Linked DNA regions of Homo sapiens: region 2 is linked to region 1. The links are chromatin loops, found by intact Hi-C in ENCODE. Cell type or tissue: Caco-2. All regions are shown on one strand. Links, peaks and the distances in the headings refer to the core of each region. The heading gives the core; the rest is flanking DNA.

Evidence for each region. Hi-C counts contacts between places; a loop is a spot of excess contacts. Peaks named below come from ENCODE experiments on the same cell type or tissue, not always from the same donor. Only the 100,000 strongest peaks of a DNase experiment are listed, where the experiment ranks them.
Region 2: it touches region 1 in a loop (9-fold over the local background); 1 of 110 quality-filtered maps calls a loop at or near these places.

The regions. Positions count from the first base shown.
Region 1 is chr10:18,606,280-18,614,476 of GRCh38, forward strand. NSUN6 (NOP2/Sun RNA methyltransferase 6) reads right to left here. Exons shown (of 11, transcript NM_182543.5): 5 at 8,181-8,197; 6 at 3,566-3,647. Among named protein-coding and RNA genes, the nearest start is that of NSUN6, 41 kb to the right of the region's middle. In Caco-2, for the core only: no CTCF peak of the experiment used is centred there; a DNase peak (open chromatin) is centred at 4,442.
Region 2 is chr10:18,716,819-18,725,015 of GRCh38, forward strand. All of the region lies in intron 1 of LOC105376440 (a long non-coding RNA gene), which reads left to right. Among named protein-coding and RNA genes, the nearest start is that of ARL5B, 61 kb to the left of the region's middle. In Caco-2, for the core only: no CTCF peak of the experiment used is centred there; no DNase peak of the experiment used is centred there.

The DNA of each region.
Region 1 (8,197 bases), core at 2,033-7,032:
GGTATTCTTCTCAAAAATCCAACAACCCCAGCCTAGATGAAGCCAAAATGAGTGACATTAACAAAATACCTTAGTCTCAAAACTGTCAAGGTCTTACAAACAAGGCAAGATAGTTATCGCAGGCCAGAAGAGACATCATGATTAAATGCAGTGTGGGATCCTGGATCGGATCCTGAACACAAATAGGACATTATGAGAAAAACTGGTGAAATCTGAATACCAGTTGGAGTTTAGGGTAATGTGATATTCACAGCATTTGGAGCTACGTACCTAACATTCATAACGTAGTAACACACCAGTGTTGGTTTCTAAGCTGTATCAAATGTACCATGGTAGTATATTACCCTTAGGAGAAACTGGGTGAAGGGTATATAGAAATGACTGTCTTTGCAAATCTATAATTCTAAAATTCTATTCTGTAATTCTGAAATTATTCTTAAATAAAAACTTTTCAACCTGATGAGAGGAAGTAGAAAAAAAATCTTTATTAAAAAGAAAATCCAGGAATAGACTCTAGGTACCCATATTACAAGTTTTTCAAGTGATTTGATACATACAAATTCACTGCAGTCTTGGTCAACGGTGTTATTAAATTATAGAATTTGTGGGATAATGAGGCTCCCTGTGTTGGCTGAGACCTATGAAAGGCTTGGGCATCTTCCATATTAGATCTAAGTTAATCAATCCCTGAAACCAAAATGAAAACTGCAAATTATGGCTACCAAGAGCTTCTTAGCTGTTAGAGAAGCATGGATACTGACAAAAGCAAAAATAATTTTCAATATATTATTAAAGTATCAGCATCTATTGCAATGATTTAACACTATTGAAAAGCATTTTCATTTAGATGATGCCTCTCACATGATGTACTTTCAGGGACTGTCATTTAATCCACTTTATAGTCACTTAAGCATTCAAGTATGTTTGCCTGAAAACAAAGGCAACTTCTTGAAACATTTCAAATGCGTTTTATATTACTATTATATGTAAATGTGAAACTTGTTCTATTTGTGAGAATCATTATGTATGTAAAAATTCAAGGATAATTATCAATTTTTAAAATTCCACATTCTTCTTAAACTTACTCTTCTGCACATTCTTTCAAAATTTTCCTTAGAGAAATGAATATCACCTGGTTCTGGTCTGCATTGAATTAAGCTATTTAGATTTTATGGATCAGGTAAGACCCAGTTAAGAATCTGGTAGTTCTGAACCAGCTTGAAAAGGAAGTTATAACACAAAAAGATCAACTAACTAAACACTGACCACAGAGTTTTTGGGAAACCGTCAAAGAAACTGAGAAATTTAATGTAATATATGAATTGCTTAAAGCCCTTACCCCCTGAACTTGGAACTCAGTACATCTAAATTAGGACCCAAGAACTGCATTTTCAAAAGGCCCTGCTGGTGACTCAGATGCAGATCTTCCAAGGGTTACATCTGGAGCATTGGCATGGGGCCAAGAATACAGGCTTGAAATCAGAAAGACCTGAATGCAAATTTTGACTCTGCAAATTTTTACCTATGCAGCACACAACAAACTACTCCTTTAATCACTGAAAAACTACTAATACCTACTACAGGCTATGCACTTTACTTTTCTAAGCCTCTATTTCCTTATCTATGAAATTGAAGGTTTGTAAGAAGTAAATGAAATAATATATGTAAAACACTCAGCTCAGTACATGGACTACAATAAGCAGTCAGTGTTAGCTGTGATTACCATTAGCATCCCTTATAAGTTTCAATGGCCATCAGAAACTGGCCATCAAAATAGATTACATGAAATAAAACAGCTTTCACTAGAGAAATGACAAAAAGTTAAACTCTGCCCTCAGATGCAAAAGCTTCATTCTGGCAGGAAATTCTTATGTCCCTTGCTATTCAGTGACAAAGAATATGGCTCTATGGTAGTCTGGACAGTATGAATCACAAAATGACTCACAATATTTCATAAAGTCATCATTAAACTGATTTTAAGGTGAAGGAGTGCAGCTATAGATAGCAAAAAAGTGTAAAAAGAAAATCTGCACTATACTAGATTTCTCTTTTTATAAAGTCAAAACTAAATAATGACCAGGCATGGTGGCTTATGCCTGTAATCCCAGAACTTTGGAAGGCCAAAACGGGAGGATCACTTGAACTCAGGAATTCAAGACCAGCCTGGACAATACGGCAAAACCCCATCTCTACTAAAAATACAAAAAATTAGCAGGGTGCGGTGGCGCATGCTGTAGTCCCAGCTACCCAGGAGGCTGAGGTGGGAGGAGGATCACCTGAGCCTGGGAGGTCAAGGCTGCAGTGAGCCAAGATGATGCCACTGCACTCGAGCCTGCGTGACAGAGTAAGATCCTGTCTCAAAAAAAAAAAAAAAAACCACTGTAAATTATGAGATGAGCAGGTACTGTCAAACCAAAGAGAAAACTAACATTGCATTAAACATTATTAACTGGAAGGAGTGCAGGTATCACTAGCAATGACTCAGGGCTACGTTGCCAAATGAACACAAGTGTTTGAAAATGAATTACATAATAAACAAGCACAAAAAAACTCCACTGAAACTAAAATTAGCAAACGAAAATTCCCAAAATGATTCATAAACAATTGTATGTTAGGTTATATATCCTAATGTGTTAGAACATCACCAATGTGCAAATAGATAATAATAAACGTCCGTTGTTCTGTTTGTTCACACCAGAAATAATCCCTGAATTCATAAAATGTCTGTGGGCTAAATACTGGGCAAAGGCCAGGTACGGTGGCTCACACCTATAATTCCAACACTTTGGGAGGCCAAGGCAGGAGGATCACTTGAGGCCACGAGTTTGAGACCAGCCTGGGCCACAAAGTGAGACCCCATCTCTACAAAAACATCAAAAAAATGAGTGGGGCATAGTAGTGCACACCTGTGGTCCCAACTATTTGCGAGGCTAAGGCAGGAAGATCGCTTGAGCCCAGGAGTTTGAGGTTACAGTGAGCTACGATTGTACCACTGCACTCCAGCCTAGACAACAGAGTGAGAGCCTGTCTCAAAATAATAATAATAATTATTATTATTACTGGACAGAGAAGGTGGGGCAGCACACAACATTTGGACTTAGGTTTGAGTTCAGATACCACCAGTTACCAGGAGTGTGACATAGGCCAAGAGTCCTAACAGATCTGTTCTTCAGTAACTTCATCTTATATTGTGAATTATAATAATACTACCAAACCAGCAGACTATAACAAGTCAAATGATTTACTAATGGAACACCACACATGTATATCAAATGCATGCAATATTCAGGGATTAGTATTTTGAGATGGAAAGCAGTCATTTTAATCAGTTATTAAATCACCTTTGGGCAAAGAAAGATAGAAAAAGTAGTTTAAAAATCAAATGAGAAAAAGAAAAGAAAGGAGAATGCTTGTAAAGTTTTTTCTTACTGCTTAACCAAAGGTAGATCAGTGTATGTAAGTAGACCACAGAAAAAATCTTAAATTTTAAAATATCCTAGATTTCAAATAATTCACTGATGTATGTTTCAATGTCACTAAATATTTTACTTTTATACATACTTACTTGTAAAAATAAGTAACGGGGCAGTACACTGTCAAATGAAGGGCTGAGATATACTGGTTCTGTCATTCTTATGCCCATGCCTCTGAAAAATAGGAAATCTAACATTAGTCTGTATAAATTCCATGGTCTATACAAACTATGTTTCCAGAAACGTTCTCCAATAGCCTGTCAAACATAAGATGCTCTATCTTTTTAAGAACTATTTTGGCTCAAGCCTGTAATCCCAGCACTTTGGGAGGCAGAGGTGGGAGGATCACTTGAGGTCAGGAGTTCAAGACCAGCCCGACCAACATGGAGAAACCCTGTCTCTACTAAAAATACAAAAAATTAGCCAAGCGTGGTGACAGGCTGTAGTGGTGACAGGTGACAGGTGAGGAGCTGTAATCCCAGCTCCTCAGGAGGCTGAGACAGGAGAATCACTTGAACCTGGGAGGCAGAGGTTGCAGTGAGCCAAGATCGCGCCATTGCACTCCAGCCTGGGCGTCAAGAGTGAAACTCCGTCTCAAAAAAAAAGAACTCTTTTTATTAAACAACAAAATACATAAAGTAGTCCTGTGAATTGTTTTTGAATTTTTACCTGCAGAATACGAAGCCATCAGAACTAAAAAGGAAAAAGTTACATAAATTTTTCATTTAAGCACAAATGTGTTTCTGTAGAGATTTGAACAGACTAAAAAGCAAATACCACCTCATTCTTTACTACTTCCTGTCAGCTCTTTATAGAATAATTGCCTGGTACTGACACAATCCCAAGGATAACCTTTTCCACCTTTGTCCCATTTTAGGAGTGGCATTGAAAATGATCAGAGCAGGAAGGGCCAGGACTCAGATGGCCTGGTGGAGAATGACTCATCAAGACAAACATCACAATCTCAGAGATGTTGTCAGAGGCTACTGAAGCAGAGAAAGAACACGCAAATCCTGTCAGACAAAGCCAAGCCTGGCCTTGTGTGTCAGGCCAAAGCAGACAAAGCAAGCGAAAGGAGAAACATGGAGAAATTCAAAGAGTTCTGGGGATTAGGACGGCACAGAAAAAAGTATAGTCTCATTAAAAGGGAAGTATAAAAATCAGGATTTAAGCCGGCACAGTGGCTTATGCCTGTAATCCCAGCACTTTGAGAGACTGGCACAGGAGGATCACTTGAGGTCAGAAGTTTGACAGCAGCCTGGGCAACATCTCTACATAAAATTTAAAAAATTACAAAGGCATGGTGGAGTGTACCTGTAGTCAGTCCTGGCTACTCGGGAGACTGAAATGGAGGGATCCCTTGAACCCAGGAGTTGGAGGATGCAGTGAGTTAGCATCCCGCCACTGCACTCCAGCCTGGGCAACGAGCACCCAAATAAATAAAATTTTTAAAAAAATTTTTTTTAAAAATCATAACTTATACCTAGTTTAAGGGTACAATCCAAGGAGAGTCCCATTAGGACTCCATTAGGATGAGCAAAGATAAAGTCTTAGAAGCAGTATGGCAGACAAGTTCATAGCTAGCTTATGGAACAGTTTATGAGTTGATCTTGGCAGACATGCATCTACATGCATGTGTAGATAGATGGTGTGTACTCTATCTAATGTTGGCAGGATAAGTTTATGTTGGTCTTTAGAGTAAAATAACGTCAGTAGATACCCGTGGACTATTACTGAAATGGTATGACTATAAACTCCCCTCGGTTTTGTTGTTGGTTTTATTTATTTATTTTCAGACACAGGGTCTCACTCTGTCACGCAGGCTGGAGCGCAGTGGCACAATCATAGCTCACTGCAGCCTCTAACTACTGGGTTCAAGTGATCCTCCCAACTTAGCCTCCCCAGTAGCTGCGACTACAGGCACACACCACCATGCCAGGTAAGTGTGTGTGTGGACAGAGTCTCACTATGGTGTGTGTGTGTGTGTGTGTGTGTGTCTGTGTGTGTACAGTCTCACTATGTTGCCCAGACTGGCATCAAACACCTAGACTCAAGTGATCCTCCTGCCTTAGCTTCCGGAGTTCCTGGAATAACGGGTATGAGCCACCATGCCTGGCGCCCTCAGTTCTAACAGCATTTAGCATACAATAAATGCTGACTCCTTTTCTTCCTCTTCTCATCCCTTTACTACCTTACTCATTTGTTTACCACTTGAAATCCATGAATGTACACTTTTAATCAGAGGTAAAACTCAGTTGCTGCTCCAGTCAGGACCAAATCAAACCACTGTATCCACTTCCAAGGCAAATATCCCCTGCTCCTGAGCAGAAAATATACAAACGAAGCTTCTGAAATGTCACTGACTCACATTTGAAAGCCAGTCCTGGCTGGGTGTGGCGTCTCATCCCTATAATCTTAGCACTTTGGGAGGCCAAGGTGGAGAACTGCTTGAGACCAGAATTCAAGACCAGACTGGGCAACATGGCAAGACCCCCATTTCTATGAAAAAAAAATTAAAATATCAGCTGATCATGGTGTCATGTGCCTATAGTACTAGCTACTCAGAGGCTGAAGTAGGAGGATCACTTGAGCTCAGGAATTCAAGGTTATAGTGAGCTTTCATCACACCACTCCAGCCTTAATGACAGAGCGAGACCCTATTTCTAAAAGAAAAAAGCAAAGTCAGTCCTTTGTTGTGACACCTGGTACTCTTACCTTGATCAATACCCAGAATCTACAACTATTATTGAAAATCTTGAATTCCATAGTCTGATCACTCCATAATTTAAATGACTTTCTGACTTGCAGGACTCCAGTCCTCTAAAAAATACTGAAACTTGAAAATGTTCATGCCTGTCTTCCTAACTCAGTTCCTAACTACTACTTTAGATTCTGGTGCTCTTCGACTATCTCCTTCTGACCACGCCTACCAGAACAAGTGAGTGCTATAAATCACTGAACTTAACATAACGAAGAATAATTTAAGCCAATTATTATTCAGGTATGAGATTACATGTTTCTTTAAAAAATACTTTTGTAGCCACATATCTCCATATAATAATGCAAAGTACAAGATTGCGTATGTTAACACAGTCTGTTAGTAAATTAATCTGCCTCCGTGAATCTATGAATGATTCAACCCACCTGGAATTCAAGAAAGCAAAGGACTCAAATTCACTAACTGAATAGCAATTGTACCATTAGTTGTGTTGGTTTAAAATTTTTTAAGGAATATAAATAAGAAACAGGGTGTACATGTAGCATTTCTGTTATAGCAGCCTGCTTCTTCCACCGGAAGAGACAAAACTTCCAACAGTATAACTGAATAAATTGAGTTTAAAAACCAATTTTTTTTTCTTTTTTTGAAATTCTGAAGTCTCACTGTGTCACCCAGGCTGGAGTGCAGTGGTGCAATCTTGGGCTCACTGCAACCCCCCGGGTTCAAGCGATTCTCCTGCCTCAGCATCCTGAGTAGCTGCGATTACAAGCACCTACCACCACACCTAGCTTATTTCTGTATTTTTAGTATAGATGGGCTTTCACCGTGTTGGCCAGGCTGGTCTCGAACTCCTGACCTCAAGTGATCCGCCCACCTTGGCCTCTCAAAGTGCTGGAATTACAGGAGTGAGCCACCACGCCCGGCCAAAGGGTGGCTGAAAGTTGGTTGCCTCCTAACTTCCACCAACAAAAAATTATTCAGAACATTGTTCAGAAAACATTATTCAGCACGATAACTGGAACAACATCAAATAACCTAAAAGAATGAAAAGTATACCATTAACAATGAACTAATGGAGGCAGTCAAAATATCAATTACCAATTACAGGTCCAAAGATAAACACAGCAGATATATGCACATAATCTTTATATTCATGAAGCCTTCTAAAAAGAATAAAATCTTTGTTCTTGGCCATTTGGAAAGTGCTGCTACCTAGATCTAGGGAATCCAACAGTCAACTTCTTCAGAAGAACGAATGAATTTCAATTACAAACCCAAACTGTTGCAACATGAAAAACTGTTCCACCAATTAGGGATATCGTCCAATTCTAAAGGGAGAAATTCACAGCTTTCAGCATGTCTATGTCAGCCATGAACTTTGGAGTAATGGAGCTGTCCACAGAACTCAAAAAGCCTGAAAAAACTAAGTAAAATAAGAGCCTGGATTTTTCCACCAATTTATTTAGGGCCACTAGCAACCAGGAATGATTTAGAACAGACTATATTTTAATTTAGTTTGAACAAACCTAAACATTCATTTTTAAACACAAATATTCATGTGAGTGCTAGGTTTCTGGTAAAATTTATTTTTAATTAAAAAATATGTTTAATTTATATTAAAATCAAACTTTTTCTGACAAATAAGAACGTTAAAAATGATCTGGATAGATCATCTAATTCTTTCTCCATCATAATGCACTGTTTTTCAAAGATGCAAAATATTTTGAAAAAAATAAAATTCAGAAGGACAAGTAAAATTATTTGACAATTAAAATGTAACTGGTTGCTTAATGAGGCTCTTTAATTTGATCAGTTACCCTTTTTGACCAAACATCATGGAAATATGGGTTTAAACAATTTTTTTCCAGTTGGATTTATACCAAAAAAAAAAATTTCATATAATGCAACTAGATACATTTTACATTATTTTTAATTTTCATTGACCCACAAAAAGGATGCTGATTTCCCCAAAGCACCTGATGACATACTTCAGTTCAGGTAATCC
Region 2 (8,197 bases), core at 1,003-6,002, 110 kb after region 1:
TGTGCACCAGTAAACTAGATGTGTTTCAACTACTTTGTACCCACAGTTTGGCTAATTAGTGTAGGGGAGGAAAAAATTTTCCTTGACCCAGGGTCCCTGGCTGGGTCTGAAAGGAAAACTAACAGATTAATAAGAGAAAAGCATACACATTTATTGACTATTAGTTATATGTGACACAAGAGCCTTCATAAAGCAATGAAGACAGGAAGGAATGGTGAAACTTGCATATTTTTATGCTAAGTTTGATGAAGAGTGGACAGTCATGGAGAATTATGATTGGACGACGGGAGTGTGATCTAATGGCAATAGACAGGAGGCTTAGCAAGGCCAGTCCGTTCAGATCCTTCTCTGTCCTTTCATCTTAAGAGATAAGGATGTTCCTTTTTTCCTCCAGATATAGGGAAGGTCTTTCTCATAAGAGGGTTTTTTTTTTTTTTTTTTTTTTGAAACGGAGTCTCACTCTGTCACCCAGGCTGGAGTGCAATGGCACCATGTCGGCTCATCGCAACCTCTGTCTCCTGGGTTCAAGCAATTCTCCCACCTTAGCCTCCCGAGTAGCAGGGATTACAGGTGCCCACCACTATGCCTGGCTAATTTTTATATTTTTAGTAGAGATAAGGTTTCACTATGTTGGCCAGGCTGGTCTCAAACTCCTGACCTCAAGTGATCCACCCGCCTCAGCCTCCCAAAGTGCTGGGATTACTGGTGTGAGCCACTGTACCTGGCTGAGGGTCTTTTTTAAAATTATTATTCCCTGACAATCGTATGAGGATCTTATGAACTGCTTCAGGGAAAGGTCAGAAAATCTTTCCTAGGTTTTATGACCTGCTTTAGGAAAAGGTTATAAAAGGTCAGAGCAAACTTTCTGCTCCTGCTGTTTTCTTCAATATGCCAAGGTGCTATATTTTAGGGTAGCCTGTCCTGAACCCCATCATTGTTATCAACGATTAGGAGATCAGGCACATCTTGACTTTCACTTAGTAAGAGTAAGCCTTTGTGTCTAAAAAAATCATACTAGTTTATTAAAAGTCTGTTTTTATTGGGTTAACTAATCAGACAATAAAAATTACAAAAGGGGGCTAAGGAGGGAATTCAACTGATTTTGTAGGGTGGACGTGTATAGAGATTAGACAAGAAAATTCTTTTTTTTTTTTTTTTTGAGACAGGGTCTGGTCACCCAGGCTGTAATGCAGTGGCATGATCTTGGCTCACTGCAACCTCTGCCTCCAGGGCTCAAGCCATCCTTCCATCTCAGCCTCCAAAGTAGCTGGGACTATAGGCACACTCCACCATGGCTGGCTAATTTTTGTATTTTTTATAGAGATGGGGTTTTGCCATGTTGCCCAAGCTGGTCGAGAACTCCTGAGCTCAAGTGATTCATCCACCTCGGCCTCCCAAAGTGCTGGGATTACAGGCATGAGCCACCATGCCTGGCCTAGATTAGCCAAGAATATGCTTGTTCTCATTGCCAAGGCCTGGAGATAGGCCTGCGGCCTGAAAGGACCTCGACAGACAGCCTCGCGGTGACCCTTTGATGCTCTCTGGATATACCAGGAAAACTGCACGATGTGAGGCACACAGTGAGAAAGCCAATCTGTGTATTTATTTATTTATTTTGAGGTGGAGTTTTGCTCTTGTTGCCCAAGCTGGAGTGCAGTGGCGTGATCTCAGGTCACTGCAACTCTGCCTCCCAGGTTCAAGTGATTCTCCTGCTTCAGCCTCCTGAGTAGCTAGGATTACAGGTGCACCACCACACCTGGCTAATTTTTGTATTTTTAGTAGAGATGAGGTTTCTCCATGTTGTCCAGGCTGGTCTCGAACTCCTGAGCTCAGGTGATCCACCTGCCTTGACCTCCCAAAGTGCTGGGATTATAGGTGTGAGCCACTGTGCCTGGCCCATTCTGTGTATGTAACTAGTGGTAGATACTCAGTAAGGGCAAGTTTTCCACGAAAGAAAAAGTGGAGGATGCAGCAGTTGATAGCATGTTAGAGAATGAGTCTCCCTGTGTGTGTGGCCTTCCTGGTAAGGGGAAATTAGGTTCTGAGAAGGAAGTTAAGATTGTGTGTGAAAGGAGGAAGGTGCTATCTCAAGCTTTGTCCTTAATGATCATTAAGGAGGAGAAATGGAGTGTAGTGTAAGGAGACTGATAGCAGGGAAATGAAACTCCAGCCATTTGAAACCAGTCAATAGAGTCAAATGTTTTCTGTCTGCTGTTCACCTTCTTGAGCCACTGTGCAGATGCAGGCAGCAAAGAAATGACAAACAATTACCTCCCTGGGCAGGTGAACCTATTTCAAAACCCATGGGCAGGAGTTTTAACCTGGATTCCATGAGTAAACTCCAGGAATTTGTGAAATCCTGAAACCCACATATCATACATGTTTACGATGATCCCTTAGGTGTATTTATTTCTGAGAAAATTAGTCATAACTTTTTATTGGATTTTCAAAGGGGTCTGTGAGTTTTAAAAGGGAAGATACTATCACACATGTTTATGGTGATCCCTTATATGTATTTATTTCTGGGAAAATTAGTCATAACTTTTTCTTGGATTTTCAAAGGGGTCTGTGAGTTTTAAAAGGGAAGATACTCTGTTGGATAGCTTTGTCCAGTGCTATACTTTTTTTTTTTTTTGGAGATAGGGTCTTGCTCTGTTGCCCAGGCTGGAGTACAGTGGTGTGATCATGGCTTACTGCAGCCTTGACCTCCTGGCCTCAAGTGATCCTCCCACTGTGGCCTCCTGAGTAGCTGCAACTACAGACATGTGTCACTATACCTGGGTATTTATTACTATTATTATTTTTGTAGGGATGGGATCTCACTATGTTGTCCAGCCTGGTCTTGAACTCTTGGGCTCAAGTGATCATCCTGCCTTGGCCTCCTGAAGCGCTGGGATTGCAGGCATGATCCACCATGCCCTGCCCAACGGTACACTTTTCAGGAGAAAACTCTTCCACTTCTGTCTTAGGTAGCAGCAATCAAGATGAATCCTAGATCCACCAAGGGGACAAAATTGTTACTAAAAAAACTTTCTATAGCGTAGTAAATTTGTAGCCTAGGGAAGGCTTCAACCTGTTAGGCTGAAAGCAGCTATGACTTTCAGTAAATCTGAAAAGAGCATTCCTGTTGCAGAATCAATGAGACTCTGTAGGCTTTGGCTGATAGACAAATGACTCACTGTCTTCAAAACTACTATGGAAAAGGCTATGCTTTGCATCTGTCTAGGGTGTAAATTTGCTTTTGATTGACAATGTGATAGCAAACAATTTAAAGGGAAGAAACAGAGAGAAAATGTCATCTTTGTGGGCAGATGCTTTTATTAGGAGCTGAAAGTGTGATGGAAGTACTTTTGAAAATGTGTTATTTCTCCCTGTTCTTTTTTGCCACTGTAAGCAGAGAAAAAAAGTTTTTATTCTTACCCTTGTCTAAGAAAAGTCAGCAGATTCAAAATTCACTGTAAGCACAAAAGGTTTGTGAATCTGCATTTTATGGTGGGTACATACTGGCTTGGTAATAAATGGTTTCAGGGCGCTTGTAACTTCAATTATTGTTGCAATTTAGAATGATTGAGCAACTATTTTTGTGAAATACTGTTTGGTGAAAACTCAAGTGTTTACTGGGAATTCTTTATAAAACATGGGGTGCTTATGATCTTAGGGCTTTGGGCTAAAAAATGTTGATTTATTGGGTAGAATGAATTGTTCTAGCCTGACATCAGAAGTACCAAGTTGCCTTGTGGCTCCTTAAATTCAGTTTGTGTGTTTGGTATTTGCAGATGATACGTTAATTTTAAAAATCTTTAGGGAGTCTTTAAATAAATACTGCCATGTAAGCCTGAAAAAAGTCCATGCCTCTTCTTCCAGGGAGCTGCCCAGACACTGGGCAAATCAGATTTCATAAATATAGCTTGTTGTTATCCTTTACCTATCGTGGAAAGATAAGACAGGAAGTCAGCACACCTAATTCAATAACAGATAAGAAAAGCACACTTTTTCTTTTCTGAGAGCTGTGTAACCTGAGGGTCAATTTGAATGTTTAGAGAATTTTTCTTTTTGAATTTTGTGGGCATTTTAAATATATATATTTATATATATTAATATATGTATTTAAATATATATATTAATATATATTTAAATATATGTTTTATATATATAAAACAATGAGTTTATATTAAATGTGACCTGCTTAAAATAGAAAAAAGAGAGCCAGTTCCATTAATCTGAGTCAGTAGAAGTTGAAAATCCTTTATACCACTCTTTTCTTTTTTAATTTCCTCAGCTCACGTTCTCAGATGGCCCTTCTCACTGCAGAGGGGCTCTGATGTACCAATGCGAACGTTTCAAATGTACACTGCAGGTTCTGTCTGCGGAGACCTTTTGGGCTGTTCATCCGTCGTATTATCTGATAAGAAAGAACTTACATTGAGAAGCCAACTGTCACTCAAACTCCCTCCATTCCAGTGAGCCTTGAGGGTGCCCTATCAGCACAGATCTGCCAGGCTGCCCTCATGGCGCTGTCTAAAATAGCACTGCCTGCCTTGGCTCCCTGGATCAATGAATCCGCAGTGAGGCTTTACTGTGCTTTGCTACTCCATCGCCACTTGTCTTTTGCTGATCTTCAGGCATCAAGATTTTGTCACCTTCTTATTCTCAAGCGCCTGCATCATCTTGTCATTCTTCGCTTCACTTTAGCTACTTATTCCTTGCAGAACCCAGAGAGCGTTCCAGAAAGTCGAAAGTTTAGAAATGTCTTCACAAAGCTGAACACTCTGACTTCCAAGGACATAACCTTCCTACTTTTCTGTATTCATTTCTCTGAGAACTTTTGCTGCTGTCACTGTTCTGCCCCAGATCATGTATGGCCAACATGAGAATAATCCCCAGTACTTACTTTCCAGGTATTAAGTTCGAGTAGACACCAAACCTATTGCTTATTATCCCTGCTTCTTTTCTCTGGGAGACACAGAAAAAAAGAGACAGAGAGGACTGAGAGAATATGATGTGTGTGCGTGTGTGTGCTCATGAGCATAGGCATATAGAAGAAATTGATACCCAGAATTCTAGAATGAAAGGCCCACTTTATCACATGCTAAATAATTATTGTATCACGCAACTCTAGTTCTTTTATGCATTTTTAAAATGAAAACTCCAGTTTAAAATATGGCATTCTTAGTCATAGTCTTACCTTCTTAGAACTTTTTTTTTTTCAATTAAAAATATTTTTTTGGGCTGGGCACAGTGGCTCATGCCTGTAATCCCAGCACTTTCGTAGGCTGAGGCAGGTGGATTGCTTGGGGTCAGGAGTTCGCGACCATCCTGGCTGACATGGTGAAACCCTGTCTCTACTAAAAATACAAAAATTAGCCAGATATGGTGGTGTTCATCTGTAATCCCAGCTACTTGGGAGGCTGAGGCAGGAGAATCGCTTGAACCCAGGAGGCAGAAGTGCTGTGAGCCAAGGTCATGCCACTGCACTCTAGTGTGGGTGACAGAGCGAGACTCTGTCTCAAAAAAAAAAAAATTGTAGACATGGGGGTCTCAGTATGTTACCCAGACTGGTCTCGAATTCCTGACCTCAAGTGATCCTCCCATCTCAGCCTACTAAAGTTCTGGGATTATGGGTGTGAGCAATTGCTCCCAGCCAACTTTAGAACATTTTATTCTGAGAAAACCTGAGGTAATTTATTTACACATTACAAATTTGATAATTCTATACAACCATTTATTAGTCATAATATTTTGGATAGCTTTAGGAGAACTTTGTCAAATCTGAGATTGTTCTTCCTAACACCATTATCAATGTGGCTAGATATATGGGCAGCTTTATTTTTATTTATTTATTTATTTTGAGACAGAGTCTTGCTGTGTCATCCAGTCTGGAGTGCAGTGGTACGATCTCAGCTCATCTGCAATCTCTACCTCCTGGGTTCAAGTGATTCCCCTGCCTCAGCCTCCCATGTAGCTGAGACTACAGGCATGTGCCACCACGCCCGGCTAATTTTTGTATTTTAGTAGAGATGGGGTTTTGCCATGTTGGCCAGGCTGGTCTCAAACTCCTGACCTCGGGTAATCCACCCGCCTTGGCCTCCCAAAGTGCTGGGATTACTGGCATGAGCCACCGCGCTTGGCCTTCTGGGCAGCTTTATGTGGAAAGTGCTTTATCTCCACACACAGGTGGGACAAGGTGGGACAGAAACCTACCTAGTGACTCAGATCTCTATTAAAATGTGACTAAATTTAAATTGTCAAATTTAAAAATAAGAATATTAAGGGTGATTCAGGATCCATTAAGAAATATCAGAATTCTACATAAAGATAAAAACCAGCCAGGCACGATGACTCATGGCTGTAATCTCAGTACTTTGGAAGGCTGAGGCAGGAGGATCACTTGAGCCCAGGAGTTTGACACCAGCCTGGGCGACAGAGCAAGACCCCATCTCACAAAAAGTTAAAAAAAAAAAGAGCTGAATGTGGTGGCATGCTCCTGTAGTCCTGAATGCTTGGGAGGCTGAGGCAGGAGGATGGCTTGAGCCCAGGAGGTAAAAGCTGCAGTGAGCCGTGATTGCACCATGCACTCCAGCCTGGGTGACAGAGTAAGACCCTGTCTCCAAAAAAATAATAAAAACCTATATTTAAAATATCTCAAGACATGACATCCTATAAATAGTCATTTTCTTTGTGTTTAGACTGGGAATGATTTATTCATTTTAGGACGCTGAGTAAAATATTTTATATTCAAGGCTACCTAGTGGATGAATTTTCGTGCTCGTCAGAGTCAGGATTTGTTTAATCTGTGACAGCACCCTCTAATGGTTTCAGTCATGCCTGAAAAATATCTGAGTGAACTTCATGGACTTCTTCTCTGATTGTTCCCCTCAAGTCTGAAATTTTATTAATCATATTTGGAATCAAGCAGACAAAGTGCTCAAGTATTCTGAAAAATAAGAGCTTGGTGCGGTGGCTCACATCTGTAGTTCCAGCTATTCAGGAGGCTGAGGCAGGAGGAATGCTTAAGCACACGAGTTACTTATAAGTAATTCTATAATTTTAGGCAACTTGATTACACATAAAATTTCTTTCATAATATATATCTTCCACAAATGTATAACTTTCTTATATTACTTCAGTCCTTTGTCCTATACGTTCCCTCTTTCTCCTTTTGGACAAACCAGTTATTCCACTTCCAAACAAAAATTACTCACTTTTTCTCTTAGCCAGAGCACATCTTCCATACCACGTAGCTTCACTTACCAGAAACATGTCTTACTTTCCTTACCATATGAAGTGTTTCTTTTTTTATTTCTAGTTTTAATTACCATATGTTGATTAGAATTTTTGACTCTTAATAACCTTAATTTCTAATGAAAACCTAGGGAAAAAGAAATTTTGAACTGTCATACATCAACATTTTATGAATATACATTTTATAACTTCCAAAAACATGTGCTCCCTCATGGAACAATTTTTTCATGTTTACCAACAGACTCAAATATATTTAGCTTCTTTATACCATATAAAAACAAGATGCCAAAGTGTATATAGTTTAAACGTATGTTCAGCAATTAATGTTAATATTTTAACTTAGAAATGACTCAGATATTTTATGAATGTCTATTAATATTACATGAGATTGAGATTTCAAGTTGCTGAAAAAGATTTTGATAACTATGACAAGTTCATTTATAAAGTTTTATCTCACATTTATTTCTTTTGTCCTTAACAATTACACTTAGATTATTCATGAAAATTGAGACATTTGACAGACTTAGCCATCATCTCAAGCTATTTTCCCATGAAGTGTCTCATAGCACATGCATATTGGGCAAGTATCATTAAAGAAGAGCCCTAAAAATTAAATATATGGGTCCTTATTTTGCTTCTGTGCTTGATATACACAAAGTAATGAACACTGCGCTGTCCTCTCACTTGCAAATTTATTCTTAGGTCAAACTCATAATTTTATGATCTTAATGGTCTAATAGAAATAAAGATTGTTTCTGCATTATATTTAATGCTGGCAATACTGAAGACATGCCTGTTTTCATTTTTTTGTTTTCTATTTTTATTTTGGTGGGTACATAATAGGTATATTTATTTAAGGGGTGTGTAAGATGTTTTGATACAGGCATGGAATGTGAAATAAGCACATCATGGAGATTGAGATATCTATCCCTCATAAAGCTTTTATCCTTTGAGT